2 separate regions of the Homo sapiens genome follow, and region 1 is linked to region 2. The links are chromatin contacts, found by Hi-C or POLR2A ChIA-PET in ENCODE. All regions are on one chromosome and are shown on one strand. The core of a region is the stretch at or near the end of the contact, and the rest is flanking DNA. Distances in the headings are between cores, read along the strand shown.

Region 1 (5,121 bases), core at 1,387-3,886, 170 kb after region 2:
ACAGGTTTTATTTCTTTTAGCACCTTAAAGGTGTTATTCAATTCTCTTTTGGCTTATTTGATAAATCAGCATTATTGTTCCCCTGGGTCTTGCGCAGAATGAGTCTTTTCCTCATACTGCTATTAAAACTTTTTTCTTTGATCCTTGGCTTTCATAAACTTGGTTATAATGTACCCAGGAGTGGTTTTCTTTGTTTTTTATCCTGCATGGAGTTTATTGAGATTCTTAGTTTATGGGTTAATATTTTTCACCAAATTGGGAATTTTTTCAGCTATCACTTCTTCAAATATATTTTCTGCCCCAATTTCTCTTTCATCTTTTTCTGGAACTCCAGTTTCACAGATGTTAGGCCACCTCATACTATTCCACAAGTCAGAGAGGCTCTGTTCATTTTTTTCAGTGCTTTTTTCTCTATGTGCTTCAGCTGAGATCGTTTATATTGCCCTGTCTTCAATGTCACTATTTTTTTTTCTTCTATGGAATCTATTTTGCTGTTAAGCTCATTTAGGGATTTTTTTTTCATTTTAGGTGTTACATTTTTCAGTTCTAGAATTTCTAGCTGGTTTTCTTTTATACTTTCCATTTTTCTAGTGAGAATTTCTATTTACTGGAGTCCATATTTTCTTTAAAATTTTAAACATATTTATAAGAGTTGTTTTAAAGCCTTTGCTTGCTAATTTTAACATATCTGCTATCTCTGAGTATGTTTCTATTGACTTAAAAAAATCTGTTGTGGTCATGCCTCTTCACATATCTAGTAATTTTTGAATTGTATGCTAGACATTAAACGCTACATTATCAGGTCTGGATTTAAAGAGTGTTAAGTTTTGTTACGTTAATTTACTAGTGGAGAAGCTTAATTTTTACAAAGCTGTTTTTAAACTTTATTTGGATGAACTTAGTATAGCCTTGAGTCCAGGGCTAGAGTAGCCCTCCTCCTACCGCCTGGCCTTTCTTGGTTCTTCACTGAAAACCCCAGGGAATCACTGAGAACATCTCCACTCAGAACATCTACATCTCCAGTTTTGTGCACCTTCTGGAATCTCCACCCAGTTTACAGCCCCCCAGTAGCTATTTGCCACCAGACTTTGTAGAGTCTCACCCAGAAAGTGAGAAGCTTAGCATTTGTCCAAAGACTTTATAGTACCCATATGCAGATTTCTGGACCTGTTTCTCTGTGCAGCTTTCTCTTCATTAGCCTGACCTACAAATTCCAACCACCTCAACCACCCTGAACTGTGATCTCTGCCTCCTCAGAACAGTAAAGCAACCATTATCAACTTGGGCTCCATTTTGCTGTGCCGCCAGGAAAAAAGACAAGGTGACCAAGGGTTTCATCTCATGTGTTTCCCTTTTCCCAGGGATCAAAGTTCAACACTGGGTGAATTTCAACGTCTGAAAACAGTTGCTCCATATATTTTGTCCAGTTTTACAGCTATTTATGGCAAGAGGGCTGGTACTAGTAACTTCATCAAAGCCAGAAGCAGAAGTCCTTCACACTGGATACTTTTGCTCATCATCTCCTGTTTGAAATTCTCCCTGGTTTTTAGAACTCTAATCTTGATTTTCCTCCTAAATTTCTTATTATTCTTTCACTACCTTCTCCTCCTCTTTATCCTTTAACCATGCTTCCCATGCCTAAATTATATTCATTCTTTAAAATCCAAACTTTCTCCATAAAGCTTATCCAGTCTGCTACGCTGGAATTTATGCCAGGTATAAGTATATATGAACATACTTAACACTTTATTGGCACTGCTTCAGACAGCACTTTGCACTTTCTGCCTTTTGAACGATCATGTCACTTCCATATTGTAAACTCTTTGAAGACACGGACAATGTCTAATTTATCATTGTTTCTTCCTCAGAGCTTAACACAGTATTCCTCTATTCACCTTTAATTCTGATATGGTGCTACTGGTGGTTGCCCAACAACGAGAGGAAACGACATTTGCTGACTACACCCCACGCACTCTGCTAGATGCTTTGCACATGTTATCTTGCTTAATTCTTGAGAATGATACTGAAAAGTAAACACAACCAAATGACAACAAAGCCAGTGGCTCTGACTGAGATCACACATGCTCAACTGCTGGAATTTCAGTTCTTTGAATCTCTTCCTTTCTCCTGGGAAAATGTGACACTTTTGAGGACCTCCTTGCTGTCCCTTGCTTGTCACTGCCATCATTGCCCCCTTCTCAGATCCCTCTGGCTTCAGCCTGGTAAGAGGCTGCTTCCCATCTTAGTACCTCCCTAAGAAGTTTTTCTTGTGGCATCACCACCACTGCTGCTTCCACCTATCCCCACCGCCACCACCACTGCCATTGTTTCTGCAGTGCTGCAGCCACTGGTACAGGGCTGCTCCAGGCCAGGCAGTTTCTCACTGAAGCCTGGCCTGCATTAAAGAGTCCTCTTTTGCTGCTTCTCTTCTGGGTTCTCCAGAGATAGCCCTGCCTCTCCTGCCTCCTACCACCTCTGTCTGCAGAGCCATGGGGAAGCCCTGGAGGAGTCACACTACCAGAACACTCGGGGCCTCTGCCTGCCTTTGTCTCCTGGAGTCAGATCTGCTTCTCCTTCAGCCAGATTTTCTCACTATCCATAGCTACCAGTCAGTGGATTGATGTCCCCCTGGTGGTGGATCTCATTGAACACGGACTCAGTAAATTGTTAAGTGTTTGCTAAGAACTTTTTATGTGTATGGAATCCTATTAATTGTCAAGAAATAAGTTAAAAAAAAACCCCAACAACCAAATTAATAATTTAAAAACAAACATTTTGTTTGATAAGAGTTCCTTGCTTTAAAAAAGTTGAAATATATTAGACTATATAGATGTTCTTTATCTTTTTGTTTGTTCATTTGTTTGAAATGGAGTTTCACTCTTGTTGCCCAAGCTGGAGTGCAATGGTGTGGTCTCAGCTCACTGCAACCTCCGCCTCCTGGGTTCAAGCGATGCTCCTGCCTCAGCTTCCTGAGTTGCTGAGATTACAGGTATGCGCCACCAGGCTAATTTTTTGTATTTTTAGTAGAAACGGGTTTTCACCATGTTAGCCAGGCTGGTCTCGAACTCCTGACCTCAGGTGATCCACCCACCTCGGGCCTCCCAAAGTGCTGAGAATACAGGCATAAGCCACTGCACCCGGCTGATGTTCTTTAAAGTTCATCTATCTATCTATCTATCTATCTATCTATCTATCTATCTATCTATCTATCCATCTATCTATCCATCCATCTATCTATCTACTAAGCCCATGAAGGTACCAGGTTCTGTTCCCAGTACTTGGAATACAAGATAGACAAGATGCCTGCTATCATGGAGCTTCCAATAAACACACAAACTAACATCACCTACTGATAAGTACAATATTGGACAGTGGTAAGTGATGAGAAGAAAATAAAGCAGGAAGATGGGATAGGAAATAGTGGCAGGAAAACATGAGATAGGGAGATGAGGGAAGATCTCTAAGGTGACCTCTGGGCTAAGTGGCAGGTGATGATGGGGGAAAAGGTCAGTCTAGGGAGGGAGAACTTCAGTATTGCTGCAATGTAACGATCCAGGAGGTGAATCACAGGGGATGCGGTCAGACAGACAGACTAGCCCAGATCAGGTAGGGCTTACAAGTCCACAGTAAAGAGTTTGGATTTTATTATAAATACAGGGAAAGGATTGGAAGGTTTCAAACAGACTGGCATGCTGTGATGATATTGCTCAAAGATCGCTTTGGCTGCAGCGTAGGCTGCATTGTAGGGAAGCAAGAGCATAAGACCTCAAGACTCCAAGACCCATTAGGAGCTGTCATAACCTAAGTAAGAGATGATGGCTCTATAACTCCACGAAATAAATGTGTGTTTTATTAGATCATGCCCTCTGTTGATAGCCCACTGTACAGGATACTGGATCTACTGTATAACAAAACTAGATGGCAGGGTCATTGGCCTCAAAGACCTTTCTGTAATTCAATGGAAATGACAGGTAAAATTAAAGAGAACAAAGGGTGATAACTTATTGAGTCAATAAAAAGTTGGCAGAGATGAGCAGGCTCTCAACAATAGTCTTTGGCTGTGATAAAATCTCCTGGGTCACTCTCCTGGGTCACACTCCTGGGTCACCATAGTGCTATAGAAGAACCAAGAAAACCATCATTCAGATTTTGAATCACAGTAGCATAACCAAGCAAACTGCAAGCAAAATATGAATATGATTGTCACATATTTGCTGAGCACTTAGAATGTCTGGAACTTTCTAAGTGCTCATGCTCTAAATGAGTCATTTAGTCCCCAGAACAACACTGAGACAGTGATTATCATCCTCCTCTTCTAGATGAAAAAATCACAGCTTAGGACATGGTGACTTGCCCACTGTTACATACGCTAAAAAGCATGAGAACCCATCCTCAAACTCTGACTAGTCTGCTCCCAAACCCAAGCTTATAAGGATGATGGCAATGTTTCCCAGGGTTGCCTGATAATAAGAACTATCTGTGGCACTTGTTAAAAATACAAATACCTATCCTCATTCCCTACCCCATGCCAGACCCACTGAATCAGAATTTCCAGGGAGGGGTCTGGTAAGCTATTTCTTTTAACAATGGCCCTCAATGATTCTTTTTTTTTTTTTTTTTTTTTTTTTTTTTTTTTTTTTTTTTGAGACGGAGTTTCACTCTTGTTGCCCAGGCTGGAGTGCAATGGCGTGATCTCGGCTCACTGCAACCTCCGTTTCCTGGATTAAAGCGATTCTCCTCCCTCAGCCTCCCGAGTAGCTGAGATTATAGGCACACACCACCATGCCCGGCTGATTTTTTTTATTTTTAGTAGAGACAGAGTTGCACCATGTTGGTCAGGCTGGTCTCCTGACCTCAGGTGATCTACCTGCCTTGGCCTCCCAAAGCCAAATATTATGATAACCGTATTATCTTTTTCTTAATATCATAATTATTCTTATTATATGTCTTACACCAGAGTAGGCCACACCTAACAAAAAAGAAACACAGATAAATGGAGAATATAATACAGAGGAACAATCAAGGCAGGTGATAGCAGACACTTCTAGGAAGAAGTAAGTTTTGAGCTGAATTTTGGAAGGCCTGCTAAGAGGGAAAAAGTATTTCATTAAAGAAAGGCAT
Region 2 (5,156 bases), core at 2,646-5,145:
CACATGTAAGGCCCAGCAGGGGTTTTGATATCTTTGGCTGAGTAAGCAGGGCTGCCTCCTCTATAGGAAAGAAGGGCCATACCAGTAATCAGAATAGTCAATAATGTGAATCTGATTAATCAGTAACACCACACGTGTGTGCATGCACGTGCGTGCGCGCGCGCGCGCACACACACACGCTTTGCTCTTCCACATACTTTTAAACTGAATTCACCTGTTCATTGGCAGGTGATGGCCTTAATACAATGAGCATAAAAGCCACCTGGGGAGAATAAGAAAATCATATTCCCAGGCCTCACCCTTAGGGAAAGCTGGTTTGGCAGATTTTGGGTGAGGCATAGGAATTTTGCATTTTGAAGCCCTACAGATAATTTTGAGGCAGAGGTTCCCTGGACCACAACTGGAGAGAAAAAAAAAAAAACCTACTTGGCAGGTCTGTTCTTCAAATGATGAACTTATTAGTATCCTAGCATAAAATAACTTTAAAAACAACACAAAAATGAACTCTGCACAAAATTTAAAATATTGATACCTCATCCTTACCTCCTCAACATAATCAAAACTATCAAAAAACAACACTCCTCCCCCTAACAACAAGAATATCCAAATTAAAAACCCACAAAAACAAATATTATTTGGGGTTTAGTCATGTAGACTCTTTCTACTCTTTATCAATATCCATACAGTTTTAAGGAATCTGCTGAAATATCATGCTAGGAAGGTATAACATGATCTTTTCCACAATCTGGTTCTAATCTACCTTTATGGTCCCATTTACTTTTACTTTTCAGTGTTTGTATGGAAATGTGCTTCATATTACTAGGCAGACATGCCCACTCAGTCATGGGGGCACTGGATAGTAAGATTTATGGTATGAAAAGCAGAAGAGAGACAGCATGCTTCCTGTAGAAAATTCATTCCTAAGAGTGGCACATAGTAAGCCCTTCCTGACTCACCAGTCAGGTAAATCATTCACTTCTAGTGTGGAATATGTCAAGGGTGGAGAGAGGCCAAGAGCAATCCCATAATGGAATACCCTTCACATGGAATGAAACATCAGGAATGGGGATGAGCTTATGCACTGTATGAAAGGCTGAGACATACAGATGAACAGGTCACAGACCCAGTTTTCCAAGATTACAGTTTAGTGGAGGAAACTGACAGAAAAATAGATAATTATATTACAATAAGAACTAGCAGGGCACCATGCCAAACATTTTACATTTATTATCTAATCTCAAACTTCTATTTTACAGATGAAGAAACTGCACTGAGAGAGGTCAAATAACTTGCTTTAGGTCACATAGGTAGATTCAAACCCAGATCTGTGCAACTCAAAACGTTTCTTAATCATCTCACTTTGCTCTTTCTCAACTTCTGCAGCAGGAAACTACCTCCTACAAACTACATAACACCTACTTTTTCACATTCACTTGATACTTATTATTCATTCTCTGGCAGTACCATTAATTCTTTTCTTGTATGTAATCCTGTTATGACCTGCTACCGTCTGGTATAGGTAAAGGACTTAACTGGACATCTCTCTTGCACTTTTGAATTTAAATTGTTCTTGAAGGGATAGGCCCATAGAGGGGCTCACCTATGGAGTGGGTCTTTCTTTACAGCCCTGATTAGAAACCTTAGATCTAATCCAACATGTGGGCAATTAAGAAGTTAAAGACACTCCTAAAGATTAACTTTTCTAAGAAAATTAACAACATATTCAATTTAGCCCTCTTTATAAAATGGATATGCCCAGAAATAATATGAAGACGCTTGAGAGAATAAAAAAACAGACCCAAGTAGCTCTTTTGTTACGAATTGCAATTTAGTTCTTCTTATGCAGATTTTCTTTTTGGCTGCTTCCAAAACACAATAATAGCAGCTTCCATTTATTATTGTGTGCAAGGGAACAAATGAAGACCGCCTGAGCCCGGGAGTTTGAGACCAGCCTGGGCAACATGGCGAAACCCTGTCTCTACAAAAAAATTAGCTGGGTGTGGTGGCACACACCTGTAGTCACCTCCTCAGGAGGCTGAGGTGGGAAGATCATAGAGGTTGCCACCAGCCGAGATAGTGCCACTGCACTCCAGCCTGAGCCACAGATAATCTGTCTTGGAGTCTAATCCTTAGTCTTAAAAACCATAAAAGACTAGACCTACCATATTCTCACAATTACTTCTTCAGCTTCCTTCTTTCTAAGGCCTACGTTAACATGTAATCTAGTAGTGTTGCAGGCTTAGCATCCCTTCTACCTAGATCCCCTAGAGAGATAATTGCTACAAAGTTCCCAAAGTTTTTGGAATAAGGACAAATTTTACTATGAGTTTTTGTGCAGTTTTGCTCTCTTCAACCAGACTGCTACCTCCTTGAATGCAGGTCCAGGCATAATGAGGTGGACAGAGCATGGGCTTCAGAGTCAGAAAGGTCTGGGTCTGAAGCCTTGCTCAGCCACACACTAATTGTGTGACTTTGGGAAAGTCACATATGCCCTGTGAGCCTCAATTCCCTCAGCAGTAAAATGGGATGGGAATGCTATACCTATCCTCCACAGGGTAACTCTGAAGATTATTTAAAAAAAACCCCAAAACAGATAATGTACATAAAATGCTTAGCACAAGCTTCTAGCAGATATTAAATGTGTAATAAAAGTCGGTTCACTTCCCTCTTTGTTTCTTGCAAGTCACTTGACATATAGCAGGTGACCAAAATATGTTTGCACTAACTGGTTCATTTCTTCATTCCTTTCACCTTTTTAAACGCTACAGAGAACCTCAGGAGGGCACTGTGATGAACTGTGTGGTCAATCACATGGGTAAACAATTGAATTCCCTCAGAGAAACAAGGTATGGTCTATGTCCAGAAACAGAAATACAACTCATTATTTTTAATGTGAAAAAACATGGCTAAAATCAACAAGGCCAAGGTTTGTCTGTTTTTCAAAGCCATACAGAAGGGCACTATACTCTGTGGTCCTAACTCAAATGACTCTGGATGACAAAGTAAGACAACAGGGGGTTGGATCTGGAATTACCTGCAGAGTATGTGGCACCTAAGGGCATTCACAGAAAGAAAGAAAAGAAAAACTTTTGTGTATATCAAACCGAACACATAAGCCTCTGTCAGGTTGTGACCCCAATTTAGTAAAATAGTCCATAAACCCAATGGGCAGATTGACTTCTTCATAGTAGAGTGGGGCTGCCTCGATATGCAAGGTGGCAGTTAGGATTTGTGAAACTTCTAGACAATAGCTTTTGGTCAGTCTCACAAACGTGCTTTTTTCCAGGTGCAGGGAATGGGATTCCACTATGTCTAAATCTCTGTTTATTATGTGCTGTTGAGGGTGGACCAAGATGGCCAGTCTGCTCATGTTTGCAGTCAGAACTGGACGGTCATCCTGTCACATGAATTGGACCTAGTTTACCCAAGAAGTTCAGAATTTCTTCCAGACAACTGGGGAGGCAGTTCTCTGAGCCAGAGGTTTACTAAGTAGGACCCCAGTGGTTTGAGGACCTCAGAGAGATCCTTAGAACATGTATACACAACCACTGCTACCTGGTCAACCTAGACACAAACAAAACAAAATCTAGAAAATCTATTACTCACATTGACTTACTTTTCTAAGCAATTGGGAAAACTGTGTGTGGCATATTTTGGCCCACACATTCAGGCTAAGTGCTCCCACCACTCATAATCACCAGATAACTGCCAGTTGGCTTTCCATTTTAATTTGTGATCTGCAGAAGCTTCATTGTACTCTTTACCCACAGATAAATAAATCACCCATGTCTCTTAGTACCAGATGAATTGAAAGAGAAAGAAACATGGCAAGACTACATCTCTTAGGCCTGACTTTATTCACTGGATCTAGCGGTCTGGGCAAATTCCCCACCTCTCAGTGTGACTCATGCATGTCCGGAGGTGACTACAAAGCAAAAGCATGGAATGTCATACATTCCAGAGGAAGTGTTCTCAGGGATTGTTATCAGTGCTGACTTCTTGTTTACCAGTGAGGAAACAAACTAAAATCTCCAAGGTTGTGCCCATCTCAGAAAGTACCACGTGTCACTGAAGTGACAGGGCCTGTCCAGTTGACTTCAGCTGTTTCCATGCTCTGCCCTATCCCCCAACCTCACCTCCTTGAGTGAACAATCCTCTCCCCTACTTGGTTCCTATTTGAATTGTTCTTCAGTTACTGGCATGTATTTGAAATTGTAATCACTCTTCATTCTTTAATGCTTCTTCCTTTTCTGAGCCTTATTTTTTATCATTTAAAGCTTCTGGTGGGGACATTCCTATACTTACTAACATAAAGGCCAGTACCTACTTTAGAATTATTTGAGGACAGTTTCAATTTTTCATTACTGGGAGGAAAGGAATTATAATATCTTTAGTGGGGAAATAATTTAATGCTGAGAATATATGAAGTAATTCATTGATAAATTCTACTGAGAGTTACTCTTAAAATAAATGTCTTAACAAAACCCCAACAAAGCTACCTTAGGAGAAGCTTTTCAATTAATTTATCAAGACTCCACGGTTATCATTTTAAGACAGATTTAAGAATATGCCCAAAGAAATGACTTTTAATAATGAACAGGCCCCATTTGGAGCAGTGAGTAGTTCTGCTTAACTGAAAAAAATTACAAAAGTTATGTCAGGTGTAGCCTTTCTAAATAAAAGGGATGTATGAAGTGGTAACTGTAGATAACAAACAAGAAATATGCTTTTCCCCCTTGAAAATGCTAAAGGTGCTTATTATAAACACAAAGAGATTTTGTCTTTCGAGGCAAAGAACAGATTTCTCCTTTCCTGTTGGAGTAATTATTTTCCTTTCTCTTGTATGTTGTTATTGTCTGAATAAGCTTACCATTTATTTGTAGCTGGGTTTAGGAGACACATGTATGTACACAAGACAGGGTGCTGGCCATTCAGCAGGGAACATGCAGAGAAAGATGCAGGAAGGCTGTGTTGCTCTTGAACATCTTTCCCTTTTTACACCCTAATGGGCACTGTGAGGATGTGTTAACACATCCTGTCTGGTAGGGTATCACCTCAAAGAGCTCAGGCTCCTGAGGACTGAGCAACAGTGAGGCCAAGGAACAGGTTCTGTTTCCCCTTTGTGGATGCACAGAGGCTTTGTTAAAAGATGAGCA

Evidence for each region. A loop is a pair of places that touch in the nucleus more often than their neighbours do. ChIA-PET counts read pairs that join two places held with the same protein, here RNA polymerase II (POLR2A). Pooled maps may share reads with other maps.
Region 1: a map of endothelial cell of hepatic sinusoid shows a loop between it and region 2 (2.2-fold over the local background). The contact joins two enhancer-like sites. A Hi-C loop is called at or near these places in 8 of 168 maps with a recorded cell type or tissue (GM12878, PC-9, adrenal gland and 5 more) and 5 of 50 pooled maps. POLR2A ChIA-PET finds 5 or more read pairs at or near these places in 2 of 52 experiments (BJ and activated CD4-positive, alpha-beta memory T cell).

Annotation. Positions count from the first base shown.
Region 1 is chr1:85,500,359-85,505,479 of GRCh38, forward strand. It overlaps a transcript of DDAH1 not described here. Among named protein-coding and RNA genes, the nearest start is that of DDAH1, 38 kb to the left of the region's middle. Within about 2 kb of position 2,637, at least 3 of the 41 ENCODE cell types and tissues checked have a DNase peak (open chromatin) inside an H3K27ac peak, as active enhancers do.
Region 2 is chr1:85,325,201-85,330,356 of GRCh38, forward strand. The region is part of intron 4 of DDAH1 (dimethylarginine dimethylaminohydrolase 1); the gene reads right to left. Among named protein-coding and RNA genes, the nearest start is that of BCL10, 51 kb to the left of the region's middle. RefSeq lists enhancers at 1-131, 2,895-3,064, 3,540-4,118. Within about 2 kb of position 3,896, at least 11 of the 41 ENCODE cell types and tissues checked have a DNase peak (open chromatin) inside an H3K27ac peak, as active enhancers do.